2 separate regions of the Homo sapiens genome follow, and region 1 is linked to region 2. Evidence: read pairs that join two places in POLR2A ChIA-PET (ENCODE). Cell type or tissue: Panc1. All regions are shown on one strand. Each heading gives the region's core, and the rest is flanking DNA. Links, peaks and the distances in the headings are about the cores only.

What was found. ChIA-PET counts read pairs that join two places held together with the same protein. Peaks named below come from ENCODE experiments on the same cell type or tissue, not always from the same donor. Only the 100,000 strongest peaks of a DNase experiment are listed, where the experiment ranks them.
Region 1: POLR2A ChIA-PET joins it to region 2 with 12 read pairs; 4 of 35 experiments call an interaction of 5 or more read pairs at or near these places.

The regions. Positions count from the first base shown.
Region 1 is chr16:9,071,700-9,083,770 of GRCh38, forward strand. No RefSeq gene overlaps it. Among named protein-coding and RNA genes, the nearest start is that of HAPSTR1, 14 kb to the right of the region's middle. RefSeq lists enhancers at 1,144-1,203, 1,224-1,273, 5,460-5,549. In Panc1, for the core only: no CTCF peak of the experiment used is centred there; no DNase peak of the experiment used is centred there; H3K27ac peaks cover 5,233 bases.
Region 2 is chr16:8,985,652-8,997,722 of GRCh38, forward strand. No RefSeq gene overlaps it. Among named protein-coding and RNA genes, the nearest start is that of USP7, 28 kb to the left of the region's middle. RefSeq lists enhancers at 6,341-6,635, 11,301-11,595. In Panc1, for the core only: no CTCF peak of the experiment used is centred there; no DNase peak of the experiment used is centred there.

The DNA.
Region 1 (12,071 bases), core at 1,383-9,382, 86 kb after region 2:
AGGTCCATGGCTGAGTCCCCACAATGAAAGACAGATTAACACACGCATTTAATATAAGTTTAATGTGACATGAGAACCTTCAGAAATGAAGATCTAGAAACAGGAAAACCTGCGTGTGTATGTGTGTGTGTGTGTGTGTGTGTGTGTGTGTGTGTTTTGTTTTTTTTTGACAGTCTCGTTTTCTTCCCCAGGCTGGAGTGCAACGGTGCAATCTCCGCTGACTGCAACCTCCGCCTCCCGGGCTCAAGCAATCCTCTCACCTCAGCCTCCCAAGTAGCTGGGACCCCAAGTGTGCGCCATCACGCCTGGCTAATTTTTGTCCTTTTTTTTTTTTCTGAGACAGAATCTCACTCTGTCGCCCAGGCTGGAGTGCAATGGCAAGATCTCGGCTCACTGCAACCTCCATCTCCTGGGTTCAAGCAATTCTTCTGCCTCAGCCTCCCTAGTAGCTAGGATTACATGTGCATGCAACCATGCCTGGCTAATTTTTGTGTTTTTAGTAGAGACAGGATTTTGCCATGTTGTCCAGGGTAGTCTCGAAGTCCTGACCTCAAGTGATCTGCCTGCCTCGGCCTCCCAAAGTGCCAGGATTACAGGCATGAGCCACCATGCCTAGCCAATTTTTGTACTTTTTGTAGAGATGAAGTTTCACCATGTTGGCCAGGCTGGTCTCCAGCTCTTGACTCAAGAGATCTACCCAGCTTGCCTTCCCAAAGTGCTAGGATTATAGCCATTAGCCACCGCACCTGGTCAGAAACCTGTCTATTTTATGCTTAGGTTTGATGAAGAGTGGACAGCCATGGAGAAGGATAACTGGACACCGGGGCTATGACCTAATGGGAATAAACTGGCTGGAAGTTGGCAAGGCCTTTTTGTTTAGGCTTTTCCCTGTGTCTTCAGACACAAGGATGTTTCTTTCCTCCAGGTACAGGGTGTGTACCTCTGACAGGTCTTACGATCTGTTCTAAAGGAAGATCAGAGAATCCTTTTTGTGTTTTATGGCTTTTTTGCTTGAAGGGAGAAGGCAAAGGGAAGATGAGAGGGATCTTCCTGCTTCTGCTGTTTTTTTCAAATGCCAAGGTACCATATTTTGGGGTAGCATGAGCCCCAACAAGGAAAACAGTTCATATTCTCAGCTGAATTCATGATAGCACATTTCACAAGATGGCAACAAGCATGAGATATAGCTATGAGCAGTACATTTTGGCTTAGCTTTGTAGTCTGTGGTTTTCAGTTTCTGAAAAGACCCAAATGTTCTTTATTTAAAGAACCAAGGTTTACATGCCGTGGTGAATCACAACGTGGTGGTTAGAGCCCAGTCAGACGGTCCATTTGCTTTCTATTCTTAACTTTCTCGCTGGCCCCAGAGCCTCTTAGAACCTCCCTGGATAAAAATAAGTGGTGTTTGGTAATCCTGAGCTGAAAGGTGGTACTTAAGTCAAAAGCACACCTGAACACAGCTAATTTGCACTAATCATCTAGATCTGCCATGAATCAGCCAGAGGGGAAAACGTCATTATGATGCAACCACAACCAGGTATTGCAGGACCTAACCAACCTCAAACATGATTTTCATTTCTGAAACCGACTTCTAAGCCCCCTCATGTAGTGGTTATCAAATGGGAGCCTGCATCAGAATCCCCTGGAGGATGTGTTACGAGATTGCCGGGTCCCAACCCTGGAGATTCTGATTCCAGGTAACTGGAGAAGTCCTGAGTATTTTCTTGTTTTTTCTTTTTTCTTTTTTTTTTTTTTTTGAGACAGAGTCTTGGTCTGTCACCCAGGCTGGAGTGCAGTGGCGCGATCTTGGCCCACTGCAACCTCTGCCCTCGGGGTTCAAGTGATTCTCCTGCCTCAGGCTCCGGAGTAGCTGGGATTACAGGCGCCCGCCACCACGCCCTGCTAAATTTTGTATTTTTAGTAGAGACGGTTTCACCATGTTGGCGAGCCTGGTCTTAAACCCCTGACCTCAGATGATCCGCGCGCCTTGGCTTCCCAAAGTACTGGGATTACAGCCATGAGCCACCATATCTGGCCCTGAGTATTTTTATTTCTAACAAGATCTCAGATGGCGCTGAAGCTGCTGGTCCTGGGGCCACATTCTGAGACCCTCATTTCCCATACAAAACAAGGTTTCCTATCAGAACCTTATTTTTGCCAGTTTATTTTTTATTTTTTCGAGACAGAGTCTCGCTGTTGTCACCCAGGCTGGAGTGCAGTGGTGAGATCTTGGCTCACTGCAGCCTCTGCCTCCCGGGTTCCAGCAATTCTCCTGTCTCAGCCTCCTGGGTAGCTGGGATTACAGACACGCGCCACCACGCCCTGCTAATTTTTGTATTTTTAGTAGAGATGGGGATTACAGGCCTGAGCCAATGTGCCCAGCCCAGTTTATTTGTTTATTTTTTAAAGAGATGTGGTCTCACTCTATTGCCCAGGCTGGAGTGCATTGTCGCCATCATAGCTCACTGCAGCTAGAACTCCTGGACTCAAGCGACTCTCCTGCCTCAGCCTGTCAAGTAACTGGGACTACAGGTGTGAGCCACTACGCCTGGCTAATTTTTAAAATTTTCTGTAGAGATGGGGGGTCTCACTGTGTCACTCAGACTGGTCTTGAACTCCTGGTCTCAAGCAATCCTCCTGCCCCAGCCTCCCAAAGTGCTGGGATTACAGGCATGAGTCACCATGCCTGGCCTATTTTTGCCAGTTTAAAGTGGTAAATGAGGCCGGGCATGGTGGCTCACGCCTGTAATCCCAGCACTATGGGTGGCTAAGGTGGGTGGATCATGAGGTCAGGAGTTCGAGACCAGCCTGGCCAACATAGTGAAACCCCGTCTCTACTAAAAATACAAAAATTAGCCAGGTGTGGTGGCACGCACCTGTAGTCCCAGCTACTCAGGAGGCTGAGGCAGGAGAATCGCTTGAACTGGGGAGGCAGAGGTTGCAGTGAGCTGAGACCACACCATTGCACTCCAACCTTGGTGACAGAGTGAGGCTCCATCTCAAAAATAATACTAAGAAGAAGTAATAAAGTGGTAAGTGGGCTGGGTGCCATGGCTCATGTCTGTAATCCTAGCACTTTTGGAGGCCAAGGCAGGCGAAACACTTGAGCCCAGGAGTTTGAGACCAGCCTGGGTGACATAGTGAGACCCCATCTCTACAAAAAAATGCTAAAATCGGCTGGGCGTGGTGGCGAGCGCCCACAGTCCCAGCTACACAGAAGGCTGAGGCTGGAGGATCGCTTGAGCCTGGGAGGCGAAGGTTGCAGTAAGCCGAAATGGCACCACTGCACTCCAGCATGGACAACAGAATGAGACCCTGTCTCAAAACAAAAACAAAAAACAAACAACAGCAACAAAAAAAGTGGTAAATGTCCAATTATAGTAGTGATCTTCAACTGGCGTGATTTTGTCGCCCCAGAAGACATTTTTGGTTGTCATTACTGCAAGAAGCTGCGTGGGGTGGGTATTACCAGCCTCTAGTGGGTAGAAGCCGGGGATGTTGCTAAACAGCTTAAAGCGCTTAGCCCAGCCCTCAACAACAAATAATTATTTTGGTCCAAAATAGCCATAGTGCTGAGGTTGGGCAACTCTGAACTCCAGGGGACTGCTTAAATAAAGTAGAACATTCTTACAAGGAATAACTATTATGTAGTCATTGAGAAGAATGTGCCTTAAAACTTTTTAACATTTCTATTTATTTATCTATTTGTTTGTTTATTTACAGAGGTGGGATCTTGCTATGTTGCCCAGGCTGGTCTTGAATTCCTAGGCTCAAGCGATCCTCTCACCTTGGCCCCCTGAAGTGTTGGGATTACAGAAACAAGCCTCTGCACCCAGCTAAGACATTTTTAGAACTTAGGGAAATGTTTATGACATGATGTGGGGGATAAAACGGTAAGAGGAGTCTATTCAACATATCACCTGTTTTAATTTTCTCCCTACTTTATATCACTACTTACAATGATCTTGTTTGTTTCCACGTTTACTTATGTATCGTCTGTCTTCCTTCACTAGGGTGAAGGTCCTGGTATACTGTAGGGGAAAATGAAATAGTCGGAGAAGTGAAATAGGGGAGAGTGGAATGACAGGGTAAACCTGATGATAATAAAATCAGTGAAGTGCTGGTAAATGTTTAACAACTGACTGTGCAAAGAAAATCCCTGATTTATAGAGTAGCATTTGCCAATTTCTATGGTGTAAATACTCCCACCATGGCTGATTTCAAGCTACCTTGTGATGTCACTGAAGGAGGAGCAGAATAGAGACATGCACAGCTGCCTATCCAAGCCCATGGGAGCTGGTGCTAGCACAACAGTGGAAATACTTCTGTCAATATAAAAGACTGAAAGGTGGCTGGGGCAGTGGCTCAAGCCTGTAATCCCAGCACGTTGGGAGGCCAAGGCAGGCATATCGCCTGAGGTAGGAGTTCGAGATCAGTCTGGCCAACGTGGAGAAACCCTGTCTCTAATAAAATACAAAAATTAGCTGGGTGTCGTGGCACACACCTGTAATCCCAGCTGAGGCAGGAGAATCGCTTGAACCCGGGAGGCGGAGGTTGCAGTGAGCTGAGATCATGCCACTGCACTCCAGCCTGGGTGACACAGCAAAACTTCGTCTCAAAAAATAAAATAATAAAAGACTGGAAGGAAAACTGCTAAAATTCGAATGGAGAGCAGTGGGATTAGATACATAGTGGAAACCACCGCCGGGTGTGGTGGCCCACGACTGTAAACCCAGCACTTCGGGAGACCCAGGTGGGCAGATAGCCTGAGTGTAGGAGTTTGAGAACAACCTGGCAACATAGCAAGACCTCATCTTTACAGAAAATAAGAAATGAACCAGGCATTGTTTGCATTCCTGTGGTCCCAGCTATGCAGGAGGCTGAAGTGGGAAGATCACATGAGCACGGGAGGTCGAGGCTGCAGTGAGCTGAGATCATGCCACTGCACACCAACCTGGGTGAGACCCTCTCTTAAAAAAGAAAGAAACAAAGTGAAAAATAAGAAAGAAAAAAAAGGAAACCATTGAGTTGGGCAAGGTGACTCATGCCTGTAATCCCAGCACTTTGGGAGGCCAAGACAGGAGGATGGCTTGAGGTGGAAGTTTGAGTCCAGCCTGGGTAACATAGGGAGACCCCACATCTACAGAAAATTAAAACAAAAAATTAGCTGGGTATGGTGGCGCAAGTCTGTCATCCTAGGACTCTGGAGGCTAAGGCAGGAGGATTGCTTGACCCCAGGGGTTCAAGGCTGCAGTGAGCTATGATTGCTCCACTGCACTACAGCCTGGGTGACACAGTGAGACCCTGTCTCAAAAATAAACAAATAAATTAAATTAATTAATTAATTAATGCAGACTCCCAGACCTCCAGAACCAAAGTCTGTATTTGAATACGAGAGCCTGTGTTACTGCTATTTTTGTACACCGGTTGTGGTCAGAGAGTGTAGCTCTATCATATAGATGTCTTGGCTCGTCAAGAAGCTGGTCCTCATGTGATACCTGGGTTGGCCCATGAATCTGAGTCTTTTTGTTTTCAGAGCCATGCCACTTTTAGAACACAGTTTCAGGAAAATTGGGGAACTGTTTAGTCATCAGAAGCAAGAGACCTGAGACACAGTCTATAGGTGGCACCTTCCTCCATGGCACTGTCATCGTGCTGAATGAAGCACATCTCCAGCCCAGGGTCTGCCTCCAATCCAGGCTCAGAGAACCACCCACAGAGTGGCCACAAGTCGGGCAAGGCCACAGGCAGTCTTTCTGAAAATGCATTTAATTGCCTGTGATTCAGCCCTCAGATAGCAGAGTCAGGATGAGCGATCACATTCTTATCCTGAGTACTATCTGATAACCGGCAGCAACTTGCAGCTACTGTTCTAGGCTGAGGACCAGCTTCAGAAGGGACACGAGGCTGTAATGGAGAAAAGGTGCATAAACACAGTGGGTAAAAGCAAGATGAAAGTAAAAATGAGGAACAACCGCAGATCTCAAACTACAAAACATCACATGTATTGAGAAATCTGCAAATTGCCAAGAGCTTGTCGGTTAATAGAGTTAAACTACGTAAAATACTTAAAGAGATTTATCTGAGCCAAATATGAGTGACCATGACCCATAACAGCCCTTAGGAGGTCATGAGAACATGTGCCCAAGGTGGTTGGGCTGCAGCTTGGTTTTATATATTTTAGGGAGGAATGAAACATCCATCAAATACATTTAAGGAATACATTGAGTTGTTCCAGAAAGGTGGGACAATTTGAAGTTGGGGGGGGAGGGGCTTTCAGGCTATAGGTAAATTTAAACATTTTCTGGTTGACAACTGGTTGAGTTTTTGTCTAAGGACTTGGTATCAATAGAAAGGAAATGTTCAGCTTAAGATAAAAGATTGTGGGCTGGGCACGGTGGCTCACGCCTGTAATCCCAGCACTTTGGGAGGCTGCGGCAGGCAGATAACCTGAGGTCAAGAGTTTGAGACCAGTCTGGCCAACATGGTGAAACCCCATCTCTACTAAAAATACAAAAATTAGCCAGGCATGGTTGTGTGCGCCTGTACTCCCAGCTACTTGGAAGACTGAGGAGGGAGAATCGCTTGAACCCGGGAGGCGGAGGTTGCAGTGAGCCGAGATCGAGCCACTGCACTCCAGCCTGGGCAACAAAGTAAGACTCCACCTCAAAGGAAAAAATAAAATAAAATAAAATAAAAACAGATCGTGGAGACCAAGGTTCTTTTCAAGTCTCATAGCAGCTGCCCTTAGAAACAATAGATGACACACGTTTCCTTTTCAGAAACTTTAAAAGGTGCTAGACTCTCACTTACTCTATTCAGAATTGGAGGGGCCTGGAAGGAAAACGTCTAGCTATGTTAATAGGGATTCTTTACAGATGTGAATTTTCCCTCAACAAAGGACTGGTTGCAGGGCCATTTCAAAATGTTACAAAGAAACATGTTTTGGGGGTAAAATATTTTGATTTTCTTCCTTGCATCCTCATGTTATGCCAGAGTCAGGCTGAAAAGTAAGTCAAGACATATATAGGGTTAAATAAAACCCATCTGATGAGAATTTACGGTTTGTAGGGCATGACTCCCCAGACCCCTTAGATAGGAATTTGGGCAAGATAAAAAAAAAATCAGAATTTAGTTCTCAAGCTTTACATATTATAAGGATGAATAAATTGTGTTTAGTTCGTACAGAGACATGACCACAGTTGCTTATATAAACTAGAGGTTTATTTTTCTCTACTTAAAAAAGTCTGGAATTAGGTAGTCCAGGGATGTTGACAAATTCATCACGCACTTCCTCCTTTCTTCTCCACCATTCTTAGCACATGGCTTCCTTTCTTAAGGTTACTTCATGGTCAAAGATGGCTGCTGCAGCCCTCAACGTTTTGCTTGTGTTCCCGGCAGCGGGAAGAAGGAAGTAGCAAGAGCCAGAGGCAAGCTAAGTCATTTCCCTTTAAATAGCTTTCCTGGAAACCCCACCCAATGACTTCCTCTTATTATTTCATCATCCTCCCTTAGCTGCAAGGGAGGCTGGGAAGTGTAGTCCTTAAGATGGGCACATTGCTCACTTGAATAAAATTCAGACTCTGCTAGCAAAGAATAATGGGGGAATGGATATTAGGAAGGGAGCTAGTGGACTCCATTATGCATACATTATCCCATTACATGCTCACTGTTGAGACACCCTTAGGAAAATCTAGTATTTCCTCCATTAGGAAAATCTACTATTCTCCATTAGGTTAAAAATTTAAAGAAAAAAACTAAATTAAAAAAAATTTTTAACATTTTTTTTATAGAGGCGGGGGTCTCACCATGTTGCCCAGGCTGGTCTTTAACTCTTGGGCTCAAGTGATCCTCCCACCTTGGCCTCCCAAAGCAGTGGGATTATAGGCATGAGCCATCACGTCTGGCCTACTTAGCACTTCCGGGTAAAAGTTTTTCTGTTTCATAGAGAAGAGACTGGCAGTATTTGCTATTGCTTTTTTAAGACAGGTAGAATTTGCTTGCCCAAGGTAAGGTGCATTTCATAACAAGGGGAGGAGAACATATAAGCCTTTTGATTTCTGTTAAAAAAAAGCTCTTTATTTAAAATTTAATTTTGTTTGCTATCTGCGCTTTTATTCAAAAGAAGAGTTTAGGGCCCGGCATGGTGGCTCACACCTGTAATCCCAGCACTTTGGGAGGCCAAGGTCGGAGGATTGCTTGAACCTAGGAGTTGGAGACCAGGCTTGGGCAACACAGTGCAGCACCACCTCTATAAAATAAAAAAACGTCGGGCCAGGCACAGTGGCTCATGCCTGTAATCCCAGGGCAGAGTACCTGAGGTCAGGAGCTCGAGACCAGCCTAGCCAACATGGCGAAAACCCATCTCTATTAAAAGTACAAAAAAATTAGCCGGCCATGGTGGTGTGTGCCTGCAATCCCAGCCACTCGGGAGGCTGAGGCAGGAGAATCGCTTGAACCCGGGAGGCGGAGGTTGCAGTGAGCTGAGATCGTGCCACTGCACTCCAGCCTGAGCAACACAGCGGGACTCTGTCTCAAAAAAATTAAATAAATAAATAAATAAATAAATAAAACATTAAAAAGTCATAAAAATAAATAAAACAAGACTTTAGAAAGAAACAAGTACGATCAGAAGAACAAATGAAGTGAGTTGTGACTGGATTCAATTATGAGCTTGCCATTTCTGCCCTAGGGGAGATATTCAAAAAGGGGCCCTAGGATGGGCTCGGTAGCTCATGCCTGTAATCCCAGCACTTTGGGAGGCCGAGGCGGGCAGATCACCTGAGGTCAGGAGTTGGAGACCAGCCTGACCAACATGGAGAAACCCCGTCTCTACTAAAAATCTCCCGGCTCATTGCAACTTCCGCCTCCCGGGTTCAAGCAAACCTCCTGCGAAAGCCAACCGAGTAGCTGGGATTACAGGCATGCGCCACCATGCCTGGCTAATTTTGTATTTTTAGTAGAGACGGGGTTTTACCATGTTGGTCAGGCTGGTCTCGAACTCCTGACCTCAGGTAATCCACCTGCCTTGGCCTCTCAAAGTGCTGGGATTACAGGTGTGAGCCACCATGCCTAGCCAGGTTACCCAATTCTATGACATTCCTACCTTCAAAAGGTAGATCCTGGCCCGGGTGCAGTGGCTTAAGGCTGTAATCCCAGCACTTTGGAAGGCCGAGGATGGTGGATCACTGGAAGTTTAGGAGTTCGAGACCAACCTGGCCAACATGGAGAAACCCCATCTCTACTAAAAATACAAATATTAGCTGGGCATGGTGATGGGTGCCTATAATCCCAGTTAGGAGGCTAAGGCAGGGAGAATTGCTTGAACCTGGGAGGCAGAGGTTGCAGTGAGCCAGGATTGTGCCACTGCACTCCAGCCTGGGCGACAGAGTGAGGCTCCGTCTCAAAAAGAAAAAAAAAAGAAAAGATATTTGATCCTCAATGTGGCAGTGTTGGGAGGTGGAGCCAAATAAGAGATGTTGGGTTATTGAGTCAGATCCCTCATGAATGGCTTGGTGCTGTTTCTGCAGTAGTGAGAACTGAATTGATTTCCGTGGGACTGGATTAGTCCCTCTGAGAGTGGTTTGTTATAAAGCCAGGAAGCCTCTTAGGTTTTCCTCTCTTCACATATGTCCACTTCCCTTTTGACTTTCTCTGCCATGTTGTGACACAGCACAGAAGCCCTCCCCAGAGGTCAGGGCCATGCCCTTGGCCTTCTCAGCTTGTAGGACCATGAGCTAAATAACTGTTTTTCTTTACACATTGCCAAGTCTGAGGTATTTTTTTATAGCAATACAAAATGGACTAAGACAATTACTAAATATTATCTGAGAGGAAATAAATGGAGATACTTCCTGGCTGGTTTCTGTCTCTGAGTTTCTTGAAGTTTCTCATTTGTAATTAAAATAATCAAGGGCCAGGCGCGGTGGCTCCCGCCTGTAATCCCAGCACTTTGGGAGGCCAAGGAGGGCGGGTAACTTGAGGTCGGGAGTTTGAGACCGGCCTGGCCAACATGGTGAAACACTGTCTCTACTAAAAATACAAAAAAAATGTAGCCAGGCATGGTGGCGCATGCTTGTAATCCCAGCTACTTGGGAGGCTGAGGCGACAGGACTGCTTAACCCAGGAGGCGAAGGTTTCAGTGAGCCAAGATTGCTGCTACTGTACTCCAGCCTGGGTGACAGAGCAAGACTCTGTCTCATAAACAAAACAAAACAAAACAAATAATATAAAATAAAATAAAATAATCAAAAGCATGGTCTAGGCTAGAGAAAAAAAGTCAGACTTGATTCGGGCACGTCTGAAACCAGCCTTAACAACCCCATGATGTGTTTATCACATGGGTACTGCACTTGGTAGGCAGCCAACAAACCAGAGGTCTTTCAGAAATACAACCCCAGAGCCTCATACCTGGAGATGATTCTGTTCCAGAGCTCTGAATAGGGCCCAGAGACCCCAATTTTTTTTTTTTTTTTTGAGACAGAGTCTCACTTTGTCGTCCAGGCAGGAGTGCAGTGGCGTGACCTCGGCTCACCGCAACCTCTGTCTCCCGGGTTCAAGTGATTCTCCTGCCTCAGCCTCCCAAGTAGCTGGGACTATAGGTGTGCATCACCATGCCCGGCTAATTTTTGTATTTTTTAGTAGAGCCGGGGTTTCACCATGTTGGCCAGGCTGGTCTTGAACTCCTGACCTCAGGTGATCCACTTGCCTCGGCCTCCCAAAATGTTGGGATTACAGGCGTGAGCCACCGTGCCCGGCCCAGCTGTGGGGTTTTGCATGAGTTATCTACCCCCTCTAAGCCTCAGTCTCCTCACCTACAAATGGTGACAATTGACAGTAACTGTGCCACTAGGCAGGTGTGAAGAAAAATGAGATAATGCGTATGGATCATGGTTTCTCACCCTCAGCACTGGTGATGCATTGGACCAGATAATTCTTTGTTGTGGAGGGCTGTTACGCACATTGTTGAATGTTTAGCAGCCTTCCTGGCTTCTACCCACTAGATGTGGCAGCAACCCCCAACCCCCAAGTTATGGCAATCAAAATGTCTCCAGACATTCTTTTTTTTTTTGAGACGGAGTTTCACTCTTGTTGCTCAGGCTGGAGTGCAATGGCGCAATATCGGCTCACCACAACCTCCACCTCCCAGGTTCAAGCAATTCCCCTGCCTCAGCCTCCTAAGTAGCTGGGATTACAGGCGTGTGCCACCATGCCGGGCTAATTTTGGATTTTTAGTAGAGATGGGGTTTCTCCATGTTGGTCAGGCTGGTCTCGAACTCCTGACCTCAGGTGATCCATCCGCCTCGGCCTCCCAAAGTGCTGGGATTACAGGCGTGAACCACCATACCTGGCCCTCCAGACATTCTTTACCAAATGCCCCCTGAGGGAGCAAAGTTGCACTCAGTTGAAAACCCCTGATATAGATGACCTAATTCTGTGCAAGGTGCTTAGTTAGTATTCAATAAACGATAATCGTGTTCATTTTTCCTCTCTTTGGATTGCAATAATATAATATTTCGAAAATACTTTCCTAGACATTCTTTTTTAAAAAAAGTTACTTGCATTTAAAAAAAAAATTAACTTGGCTCGGCGTGGTGGCTCACGCCTGTAATCCCAGCAGTTTGGGAGGCCGAGGCGGGTGGATCAAGAGGTCAAGAGACGGAGACCATCCTGGCCAACATGGTGAAACACCGTCTCTACTAAAAATACAAAAATTAGCTGGGCTTGGTGGCGAGCACCTGTAGTCCCAGCTATTCGGGAAGCTGAGGCAGGAGAATCGCTTTAACTAGGGAGGTGGAGGTTGCAGTGAGCCAAGATCGTGCCACTGCACTCCAGCCCTGGTGACAGAGCGAGACTCTGTCTCAAAAAAAAAAATTTTTTTAACTTTTTTTTTTTTTTTTTTGAGACAGAGTCTCACTCTGCCACTGAGCCTGGAGTGCAGCAGTGGTGTGATCTCCACTCACCGCAATCTCTGCTTGCTGGGCTCAAGTGATTCTCATGCCTCAGCCTCCTGAGTAGCTGGGACTACAAGTGTGTGCCACCACGCTTGGCTCATTTTTGTGTTTTTAGTA
Region 2 (12,071 bases), core at 1,569-9,568:
GGTCTCGATCTCCTGACCTCGTGATTCGCACACCTCAGCCTCCCAAAGTGCTGGGATTACAGGCGTGAGCCACCGCACCCGGCCATTTTTTTTTTTTTTTTTTTGAGACAGAGTTTTGTTACCCAGGCTGGATTTCAGTGGTGGGATCTTGGCTCACTGCAACCTCCGCCTCCTGGTTTCTTTGCAGCCCTGTGTCCAAGCACCGTTGCCTCCCCTGCATCCCATTTCTGTCTGGGATGGTTGTGCAGGGGGCAATGGTGCTTGGACACAGGGCTGCAAAGAAATGAACAAAAATTCAGGCAACGTAGTGAGACTCTGTCTCCTGCGGTTGATACCTGTTCTACCTCCCATGGCTACTCTTGCTCCCTTCCCATTTGCAGGGGCTGTTAGGACTCCACTGAACAGTTCAGTGCCTTTTTATTGAGTGCCTATGAGATGCCAGGCCCTGTCCTGGGTATTGTGGGCACTGTGGAGCGAGATGTCTTTGACCCTAAAGAGCTTTTATTCCAGTTCAGGGAGAGAGACTAGGCGAGACATGAAATATACAGGGTCACAGGAGTCTCAGTGGACTGGGGTCAGGGAGAAAGCAGAGGAGAGCGAGGAGCCAGGAGAGCCCTGGCTTCGGGAGGTCAGGGTGGTGTCCAGGCAGGGAGGGGCGTGGGGAGGGTGTGGCAGGAGGAGTCTCATCAGGAGTGGGTGACTGCTGGGACTTCTCATTGCTGCTGATGGGATGCCAAGCCTGGGGCCAGGGAGAGGCGGTTGATCTTTCCTGGGGGTGGTGAATTAGATTGTGTTATTCTCTGGCTCCCTGGGTTCTTTGTTCTTCTTCCTCCTTCTTCTTCTTTTCTTTCTTTCTTTTTTTTTTATTGAGACAGAGTCTTGCTCTGTCCCCCAGGCTGGAGTGCAGTGGTGCGATCTCAGCTCACTGCAACCTCCACCCTCTGGGTTCAAGCGATTCTCCTGCCTCATCTTCCCCAGTAGCTGGGATTACAGTCACCCACCACCACACCCAGCTAATTTTTTATATTTTCAGTAGAGATGGGGTTTCACCATGTTGGCCAGGCTGGTCTTGATATTCCTGACCTCAAGTGATCTGCTGGCTTTGGCTGGGATTACAGGCGTGAGCCACTACACCCAGCCTGGCTTCTAACCCTCAAGGGTCCCCATTACTCTTGGGACAGAGGTGAAGCTTTCCAGGGGGTAGTCTGGCCTCTGCACTTCTCTGCATCCTCGGCTACTTCCACCTCTCCCAGCCCCTCCTCACCAGCCACATAGGCCACAGGGCCTTTGCAAAAGTGGCTCCCTCTGCCCAGAAAATTCTTTGCTTCCTACTTCCCTTCATGCACTCCCGGACTAGTTCAACTCCTCATCAGCATCTCCCTTGGGCACCTTCCTCCTCAGTACTTGTTCCTGTTGTCAATACACGTTTATTTGGGCAAGTGTTTAATAATCGACTCTCTTGTCGTCTGCAGAACCCTCAGCATCTCATACAGGGCCTGCCACTTAGTAGGGAGGCAACTTGGTTTTTTTATGTTTTTGAGACAGGGTCTTGCTCTGTTGCCCAGGCTGGAGAGCAGTGGTGCAACCACAGCTCACTGCAGCCTTGACCTCCCAGGCTCATGCAGTCCTCCCACCTGAGCCTCCCAACTAGCTGGGACTACAGGCATGCACCAGCATGCCCGACTAACTTTTGTATTTTTTGGTAGAGACGGGGTTTTGCCATGTTGCTCAGGCTGGTCTCAAACTCCTGGACTCACGCAATCTGCCTGCCTTGGCTTCCCAAAGTGCTGGGATTACAGGCTTGAGCCACTGTGCCCAGTCAAGGTTTGTTCAATGAGAGAACAAAAGGATAAATGCACAAAGGTCTCTGCATTCACGACACGGTTAGGCACACTGGGATAAAGTCCAGGCTTAGCCACTCCCAGGGCCCAGCCTGGGTGAGGCATGTGGTCTCTTTGAACTTCACTGTTTGTCTTTTGTAACACGGAGTGATCACAGTAGCTCCTGCTTTATTGGTTTTTTGTTTTTTGTTTTTGAGAGAGAGAGTTTTGCTCTTGTCATACACGCTGAAGTGCAATGATTCGATCTCAGCTTACTGCAACTTCCACCTCCCGGGGTTCAAGCAATTCTCCTGCCTCAGCCTCCTGAATAGCTGGGATTACAGGCGTGCACCACCATACCCAGCTAATTTTTGTATTTTTAGTAGAGACGGGGTTTCACCATGTTGGCCAGGCTGGTCTTGAAGTCCTGACCTCTAGTGATCCGCCCCTCTTGGCCTCCCAAAGTGCTGGGATTACAGGTGTGAGCCACCGTGCCCGATTGCCTACTGAATTTTTAAAATTGTGTTAAAATATATGTAACAAAAAATTTACCATTTTCACCATTTTCTTTTCTTTGTTTTTTAGAGACAGGATCTCGTTGTGTCACCCATGCTGAACTGCAGTGGTGGGATCATGGCTTACTGCAACCTTGAACTCCTGGGCTCAAGCAGTCCTTCTACCTCAGCCTCCTGGGTAGCTGGGACCACAGGCCCGTGCCCAGCTTCATTTTCACCATTTTCAGGTGTGCAATTCGGTGACATTATAGGCCTAAAGTTTTCAGCCCAGGCTTAGGGATGGGAGAAACGCTTTGAAAACAGTGCTAATTGTTATTGTTATTATTATTATTATTTTTATTTTGAGACAGAGTCTCGCTCTGTCTCCCAGGCTGGAGTGCAGTGGCACAATCTCGGCTCACTGCAAGCTCCACCTCCCGGGTTCATGCCATTCTCCTGCCTCAGCCTCCCGAGTAGCTGGGACTACAGGCGCCCACCACTGCACCGGCTAATTTTTTTGTATTTTTAGTAGAGGCCGGATTTCACCGTGTTTGCCAGGATGGTCTCGATCTCCTGACCTCATGATCCACCCGCCTCGGCCTCCCAAAGTGCTGGGATTACAGGCGTGAACCACCGCACCCGGCCAAAAACAGTGCTAATTATTATTAGTAGTGTGACAATGATGCCAATAAACACTTATTTCACACTTGCCCACGCAAGCAGTGAGTGCCCTGGGCTCCTGGACAATTGTAAATTCATTCAGTCCTCATCCCAATTCAATGAGGCACAGGTTATGTGATCCCCATTTTACAGATGAAGTAACTAGGATAACAGAGGGGTTCAGTAACCTGCCTAATATCACACAGCAGAGCTGGGGATTCAGCCCGGCTCCAGAGTCCACGTTCTTTTTTTTTTTTTTTTCTTGGAGACAGTCTCGCTCTTTTGTCCAGGCTGGAGTGCAGTGGTGCAATCATAGCTCACTGCAGCCTTGACCCTCCTGGGCTCAAGTGATGCTCCCACCTCAGTCTCCTGAGAAGCTGGGGCTGCAGGCGTGCACAGCCATGCCTGCCTAATTTTCATTTTATTGTTTTGTTGAGACGAGGTCTCACATTGTTGCCCAGACTAGTGTTAAAGTCCTGGGCTCAAGCCAGATTCCTCCCGCCTTTTTTTTTTTTTTGGATGCAAGGTCTCACTATGTTGCCCCAGGCTGGTCTTGAACTCCTGGGCTCAAGCAATTCTCCCACCTCGGCCTTCCAAAGTGCTGGGATTACAGGCGTGTGCCACCGCGCCCAGCCCAAAGTCCACACTCTTAACCTCCATGCAGTGCCAACCTCAGACAAAACCAGAGCAGTTGGTGTTTTCCCAGAAGCAGGACAGGGTTAGAAATTAAAGTTTCCCAAGGAATAACTGGGGGCTGGGGGCAGGGGGTGGTTTACTCAACCCGGGTGCCACCTGTAGGTGGCACAAACCTGCTGCTTGCAGTGAAACAGGGCGGATTCCCAGAAGGCATCCTCCTGGCCCCTCGGCCCCTTCTCTTTCATGTATGGCCTCTTCTAGCCTGGCTGTCGCTTGTTGGGCGGGAAGCAGGTCATGAGCTTCCGAGTGGCTTTTTCCCCAGGAGTTGTGACCAGCTGTGACCTGTGACCGGCTCTGCTGCCCTCACGGAAACCACAAAACACTCTTTCAGTCCTGACATGGGCAGGATGGGAGCTGATTCAGGCCCAGCACTCAGCTTCCTCTCAGTCCGTCTGCCGTCAGAGGGAAAAGAACCGCCAGTGGAAAGGAAGAGGCTCCATCCCTCTGGCTGCCACACCCAGATGCTCAGGACATCCCAAGCAGAGACCTGGTGGGCACAGTGGCTCACACCTGTAATCCCAGTACTTTGGGAGGCTGAGGTGGAAGGATCACTTGAGCTCAGGAGTTCCAGACCAGGCCGGACGCGGTGGCACATCCCTGTAATCCCAGCACTTTGGGAGGTCAAAGCGGACAGATCACCTGAGGTGAGGAGTTTGAGACCAGCTTCACCAACATGGTGAAACCCCGTGTCTACTAAAAAAAATACAAAAATTTGCTGGGCATGGAGATGCATACCTGTAATCCCAGCTACTTAGGAGGCTAAGGCAGGAGAATCACTTGAATCTGGGAGGTGGAGGTTGCAATGAGCCGAGATCACGCCATTGCACTCCAGCTTCGGTGACAAGAGGAAAACTCCGTCTCAAAAAAAAAAAAAAAGAATTCCAGACCAGCCTAGGCAACATAGTGAGACCTCGTCTCTACTAAAATTAAAATCTATCTATCTAACTGTCTGTCTGTCTGTCTGTCTGTCTATCTATATATCTCAGCGTGGTAGCACACACTGATAGCCCCAGCTACTTGGGGTGCTGAGGTGAGAGGATCACTTGAGCCCGGGAGGTCGGGACTGCAGTGAGCCATGATTGTGCCACTGCGCTCCAGCCTGGGGGACAGAGCAAGACCCTGTCTCAAAAACAAACAAAACCCAAACATAGACAGTCATTTCCGTTTTCCTGCTGAGATTCTTTACAAAGAGAGAATTATTTTTATATTTAGTAAGAATAAGAATCCAAGAATCCCTGGGGAGTTTTTAAAATGCAGATTCCTCGGTCCTCCTACCTCTGCGGTATTCACCAGCTCCCCTCCCAGCCTCAGAAGGGTGGTTCTTATGGGCTGGGCACAGTGGCTTCCGCCTGTAATCCCAGCATTGGGAGGCCAGGGGAGGCCAAGGCAGGCAGATCGCCTGAGCTCACAAAAAAACTACAAAAATTAACGGAGTGTGGTGGCACATGCTTGTAGTCCTGGCTAACTGGGGAGCTGAGGAACGAGGATCACTTGGAGCCCAGGAGGTCGAGGCTGCTGTGAGCCAAGATCACGACGCTGCACTCCAGCCTGGACGACAAAGTGAGACCCACTCTCAAAAAAAATAAAGATGAAAAATAAAGGTGATTCTTGGACTACCCTTTGAGAAACCCTAGGAATGCAATATGGTATTTTATTACTATTATTATTATTTTTAGACGCAGTCTCGCTCTGTTGCCCAGGCAGGAGTGCAGTGGTGTGATCTCGGCTCACTGCAACCTTCTCCTCTGGGGTTCAAGCGATTCTCCTGCCTCAGCCTCCCAAGTAGCTGGGACTACAGGCACACACCACCATGCTTGGCTAATTTTTGTATTTTTAGTAGAGACAGGGTTTCACTATGTTGGCCAGGCTGGTCTCAAATTCCTGACCTCAAGTGATCAACCTGCCTCAGCCTCCCAAACTGCTGGGATTACAGGCGTAAGCCACCACGCCCAGCCTGTATGGTATTTTATTAATTAATTAATTAATTTTTTGAGACGGAGTCTCACTCTGTCACCCAGGCTGGAGTGCAGTGGCATGATCTCAGCTCACTGCAAGCTCCACCTCCCGGGTTCATGCCATTCTCCTGCCTCAGCCTCTCAAGTAGCTGGGACTACAGGTGCCTGCCACCATGCCCGGCCAATTTTTTTGTGTGTTTTTAGTAGAGACGGGGTTTCACCTGTTAGCCAGGATAGTCTTGATCTCCTGACCTCGTGATCCGCCTGCCTCGGCCTCCCAAAGTGCTGGGATTACAGGCATTAGCCACCGCGCCCGGCCCCATAATTTATTTTTTCTAGAGACAGGGTCTCCCTACATTGCCCAGACTGGACTTGAACTCCTGGGTTCCAGCCATGTCCAGCTTTTAGAAAGGTATTTTAATTTTACATGGGGATGGCTAAACTGGGCGTGAATATCTTTTCTCTCTTCACACACCTTTGTAACAGCTGATAGAATCACCTGGGTCTGGAAAATGTCTGAGCTCTTAATTTCTAATCACTCCTATTGAGATCATAGTAAAAGCAAGAGCAAATATTTATTTAGGACCTACTAGGCAAATTTGCATGACATTTGCATCGCAGTTGCATTTTTACCCTCACAACACTCCCAGGAGACAGTATTTTTATAATAATCATCTCCATTTCTCAGAGGAAACAGCCAATCCCAGCTGGTAAGTGGGAGAGCTGGGATTTGAACTCAAGGCTGACTGTTTAACCTCCAGGCTGTGCTGCCTTCATCGACTAGACACCATAAGCATATGGCAGGTTCCCATGAGCACAAAGAACAGGAAGTCCAACCAGGCATGGTGGCGCATGCCTATAGTTCCAACTACAGGAGGCTTAGGTGGGAGGATCTCTGAGCCCAGGAGGTGGAGTTTGCAGTGAGTCATGATGGCACCACTGCACTCCAGGCTGAGTGACAGAGCAAGACTCTGTCTGAAAAAAAAAAAAAAAAAAAAAAAAAAAAAAAGGAAAAAGAGAAAAACAGCCAGGCGTGGTGGGTCACGCCTGTAATCCCAGCACTTTGGGAGGCTGAGGTGGGTGGATCACGAAGTCAAAAGATGGAGACCATCCTGGCCAACATGATGAAACCACATTTCTACTAAAAATACAAAAATTAACCAGGCATGGTGGCGCGCACCTGTAGTCCCAGCTACTTGGGAGGCTGAGGCAGGAGAATTGCTTGAACCTGGGAGGTGGAGGTTGCGGTGAGCCGAGATTGCACCAGTGCACTCCAGCCTGGGCAACAAGAGCGAAACTCCATCCCAAAAAAACAAAACAACAACAACAATAAAAAAAAAAAATCACCCCCCCCAAAACAATAGGCTTATTTTAAGCAGGGCACCACTTATGCTATAAACATTGCTTCTTATTTTATTGCTATAAACATTGATGATTATTCCCCTATCCCTATGCAAATCAACACAGTGGGAAGATAAAGCAGATAGCAGGTTTGGTACCTGGTGGTCCCTGTCTCCTCTGCAGAGGTCAGGGATGCCTCTGAGAGACCGTGCTTATTTTTGTCTCTTGCAGTTTGTGACAACCACATGCACTCTGCGTCCCAGGGTAGCCCCTGGCTCGCAGCGGCCAGCAGAGCCGGATTCTATGTAAGATGCAAAATGAGACCTGATGTGCGGCTGCTCCAGTTACTCATTTCCTCAGAGGGCTGCTGTGATGGGCAGAATCATGGCTCCCCAAACATGTCCACACCCTAATCCCCAGAACCTGTGCATATGTTACCTCACGTCAAGCAGAAATTAAGATTGCTAATCAGCTATTTTTGATTTTTATTTTCTTTTTAAAGACAAGGTCTTGTTCTGTCACCCAGGCTGGAGTGCAGTGGTGCAGTCTTGGCTTACTGCAACCTCTGCCTCCTGGGTTCAAGCGATTCTGCTGCCTCAGCCTCCAGAGTAGCTGGGATTACAGGCGCCCACCAGCACGCCCAGCTAATTTTTGTCTTTTTAGCAAAGATGTGGTTTCACCATGTTGGCCAGGCTGGTCTCAAACTTCTGGCCTCATGTGATCTTCCTGCCTTGGCCTCCCAAAGTGCTGGGATAACAGGTGTGAGCCACTGCACCTGATCCAAGCTGATTTTATTTTTTATTTATATATATATTTTTTGAGATGGAGTCTGGCTCTGTTGCCCAGGCTGGAATGCAGTGGCGGGATCTTGGCTCACTGCAACCTCTGCCTCCTGGGTTCAAGAGATTCATCTGCCTCAGCCTCCCGAGTAGCTGGGATTACAGGTGAGTACCATCGAGCCCAGCTAATTTTTGTGTTTTTAGTAGAGACAGGGTTTCACCGTGTTGACCAGGCTGGTCTCAAACTCCTGACCTTAAGAGATCTGCCTGCCTCAGCCTCCCAAAGTTTTGGATTACAGGCCACAGCCACCACACTCACCCTGGCCAGCGTTTCTTTTTTCTTTTTCTTTTCTTTTTTCTTTTCTTTTTTTTTCTTTTTTGAGATGGAGTTTTGCCCTTGTTGTCCGGGCTGGAGTGCAATGGTGCAATCTCAGCTCACCGCAACCATCGCCTCCCAGGTTCAAGCGATTCTCCTGCCTCAGCCTTCTGAGTAGCTGTGATTACAGGCATGTGCTACCACATCTGGCTAATTTTGTATTTTTAGTAGAGACAGGGTTTCTCTATGCTGATCAGGCTGGTCTCGAACTCCTGACCTCAAGTGATCTGCCTGCCTTGGCCTCCCAAAGTGCTGAGATTACAGGCATGAGCCACCGCGCCTGGCCTTTCTTTCTTTCTGTTTTTGAGACAGGATCTCATCCTGTTGCTGAGGCTGGAGTGCAGTGGCGTGATCTCTGCTCCCAGGCTCAAGTGATCCTTCTGCCTCAGCCTCCCAAGTAGTTGGGACCACAGGCATGTGCCACCACGACCAGCTAATTTTTGTATTTTTAGTAGAGACGGGGTTTCAACATGTTGCCCAGGCTGATCTCGAACTCCTGAGCTCAGGTGATCCACCCATCTCGGCCTCCGAAAGTGCCGGGATTATAGACGTGAGCCACTGTGCCCGACCCCTGGCCAGTGTTTCTGATGGCTTCCATTTCTGGGCCCTCCTGGGGCCTTTAGGTTTTGCAAGATGCTATAAGGATACTGATCCTTATAGCAAACCCTCCCTTTTGCTTAAGATAGCTGCATTCCTGGCTCAGCAGATGCCTAACAACAGAGGAAGCATTTGGTTACAGCTATCATTCTCCTGTATTGACAGGGAGAGACTTGCCAAACACCCCGGAGAGGTGAGATTGGGATTATACCCAGTTTACCAAGGAAGAGTTGGTGGTGGTGATGCTGGGTGTCCCTGGAGGTAGTGATGAAAAATGATGTTTGACTCTTTGTGGTTGATGGATGAGAATATACCCACTTCCACCCCCCTGAACTGTAGCTATTCTAGGAAGCAGCTCTGGCATCAGTGAGAGTAGCTTCCACAAGGAGAATGCTCCATGGGTATATTAAAAGAAATCCTTTCCATGAACCCTAAAAGCGTCCTGCTAGACAGTTTGACTACAGGTCTTTTCCATTTCTCTGGGTCACAAGGCCCAGGACAGTGAGTCCATGTCATTTTCACGGTGAATGTGGTGATTTCTCCCTGCTCTGTAAAACACCAGGAGTAGGATTATTTTATATCAGATCCATGATTTGTTTGTTTGTTTGTTTGAGACAGGGCCTCACTCTGTCGCCCAGGCTGGAGTGCAGTGGCACTGTCTTGGTTCACTGCAACTTCCCTTTCCCAGGTTCAAGCGATTCTCCTGCCTCAGCCTCCTGAGTAGCTGGGATTACCGGCACCCGCCACCCTACCCAGCTAATTTTTGTATTTTTTAGTAGAGACAGGGTTTTGCCATGTTGGCCAGTCAGCCTCCCAAAGTGCTGGGATTACAGGTGCGAGCCACCCAGCCCGGCCAGATCCATGATTTCATAATATGGATTGATCTACTCTGCAAACATAGCATAACCTTGTGTACATCTTTTTTTTTTTTTTTTTTTTTTTTTTTTGAGACGGAGTCTCGCTCTGTCCCCAGGCTGGAGTGCAGTGGCGCGATCTTGGCTCACTGCAAGCTCCGCCTCCTGGGTTCACACCATTCTCCTGCCTCAGCCTCTTAAGTAGCTGGGACTACAGGCACCCGCCACCATGCCTGGCTAATTTTTTTGTATTTTTAGTAGAGATGGGGTTTCACCGTGTTAGCCAGGATGGTCTCGATCTCCTGACCTCGTGATCCGCCCGCCTCGGCCTCCCAAAGTGCTGGGATTACAGGCGTGAGCCACCGCACCTGGCAACCTTGTGTAAATCTAAATGTCGCCTGCTAGGTCACAGTACCCTCAGTGATAACACGACGTGCTTGGAAGAGGTGGCTGCGGTCCTTTGGCTTAAGGGACTGTGTAGTTGAATGTGCATTTTCTTTCTTTCTTTTTTTGAGACAGAGTCTTGCTCGGTCAACCAGGCTGGAGTGCAGTGGCGCTATCTTGGCTCACTGCAACGTCGGCCTCCTAGGTTCAAGCAGTTCTCATGCCTCAGCCTCCCGAGTAGCTGGGACTACAGGCACTCGCCACCATGCCTGGCTGACTATTTTGTATTTTTAGTAGAGATGGGGTTTCACTATGTTGGCCAGGCTGGTCTCGAACTCCTGACCTCAAGTGATCCGCCTGCCTCAGCCTCCCAAAGTGCTGGGATTACAGGCGTGAGTCACCGCTCCCTGCCACAATGTGCATTTTCATCTCCTTTTCTCTACGTTTCTCTGGGAGAACTTCAGGTGGTCCTGTCTCTTCTCATCTCTCCGTATGCCTAAGGCTGGTCAGACTGACTCCTCCCCCTGGCCACTGGATTGGCTCAATAGACAGGCATGTGACTCAGGCTGGACCAATCAGAATTTTCTCTAGGATTGGCCAGGCACAGCGGCTCAAGCCTGTAATCCCAGCACTTCGAGAGGCTGAGGCGAGGGGATCACTTGAGGTCAGGAGTTTGAGACCAGCCATGGTGAACATCGTGAAACCTGGTCTCTACTAAAAATACAAAAATTAGCCAGGTGTGGTGGTGCACGCCTGTAGTCCCAGCTACTCTGGAGGCTGAGGCACAGGAATCGCTTGAACCTGGGAGATGGAGGTTGCAGTGAGTCGAGGTCAAGCCATTGCACTCCAGCCTGGGCGACAGAGCGAGACTCCATCTCAAAACAAAACAAAACAAAACAACAAAAAACAACAAAAATTGCTAGGATCCCTTCTAGGATTTAGGAAGGGACAATTTAGGATCCCAAAGCTCAAGCTTCATGACTCTCCCGTGAAGGCACCTCTGTTTGCACCCCAGAATCAGTCACTTCATTTGTTTTCAGTTATTACTTTCTTCTGAACATTATGTCAGATTAAGCTAAAGCATTGTGTCCTGACTGCATTAGCCTCTGTCTACAAGGCTCCTGATAGCTGGCAAATGGTTAAGAATATTTATACTGTTTCTGTGTTAACTGTATCAAAAAAAATTAATCTCACCGGTACTCTCTGTTCTCTCTTTTAGTAACCAATTTAGCAGCTCCGTGCACTCAATTCAGCTCCTACTAACAACACAGAAAAGCTTAATAATAGGTGTGAGATACTGTGCTAAGTGCTTTAAAGACATTTTCTTATTTAATCTTGTTGAGAACCCCGAGAGGCAGCATAAGGGACACTGTGGATTGCAACTCTGCATCCACTCTGCATTTTCTTAAGACCAAACGCCTGCATGTAGCCCATGTGACTGCGGGGGGCCAGCCCCACTCCCAGCTCCAGGGATGGGCTCTGATTGGTCTGAACATGGTTATCCCATTTCCCTGCCTGTGATTGGTTCAAGTAGACAGACCTAAGCCAATCAGCTTCAGGCATCCCACCATGTGAATGGGTTCTCAGTCTATGGGTGGGTATGAGACTTATATTCGACCAATTATATTGAAAGGAAGGAATTTTATTTCACGATGGGGAAGGACTGTCTATTGCTCACTGGATATGAACAACAAGGCATGTGGCCTGAATTATCACCAGAAGCCATCTAGCAAACACGAAAAACAAAAACAAAAACAAAAACAAAAATACCCCACAACTTTGAGGCTGGGATGAGGGTTTATGAACCCAGGAGTTTGAGGATGCAGTGAGTTATCATAGTGCCACTATGCTCCAGCCTGGGTGACATAGCCAGACCGTGTTTCCAAACAAAAGCGAAAACGAAATGAATCTTAACCTGAAGGTGAACCTTAGATATAGAGATGGAAAGTTTCTGGGTCCTTGGTGACCAGGTTCAGCTTCTTGATCAGCCTTTTCTTTTTTATTTTTTTTTTTAGACGGAGTCTTCCTGTGTCACCTAGCTGGAGTGCAGTGGCACGATCTCGCCTCACTGCAGCCTCCGCTTCCCGGGTTCAAGCGATTCTCCTGCCTCAGCCT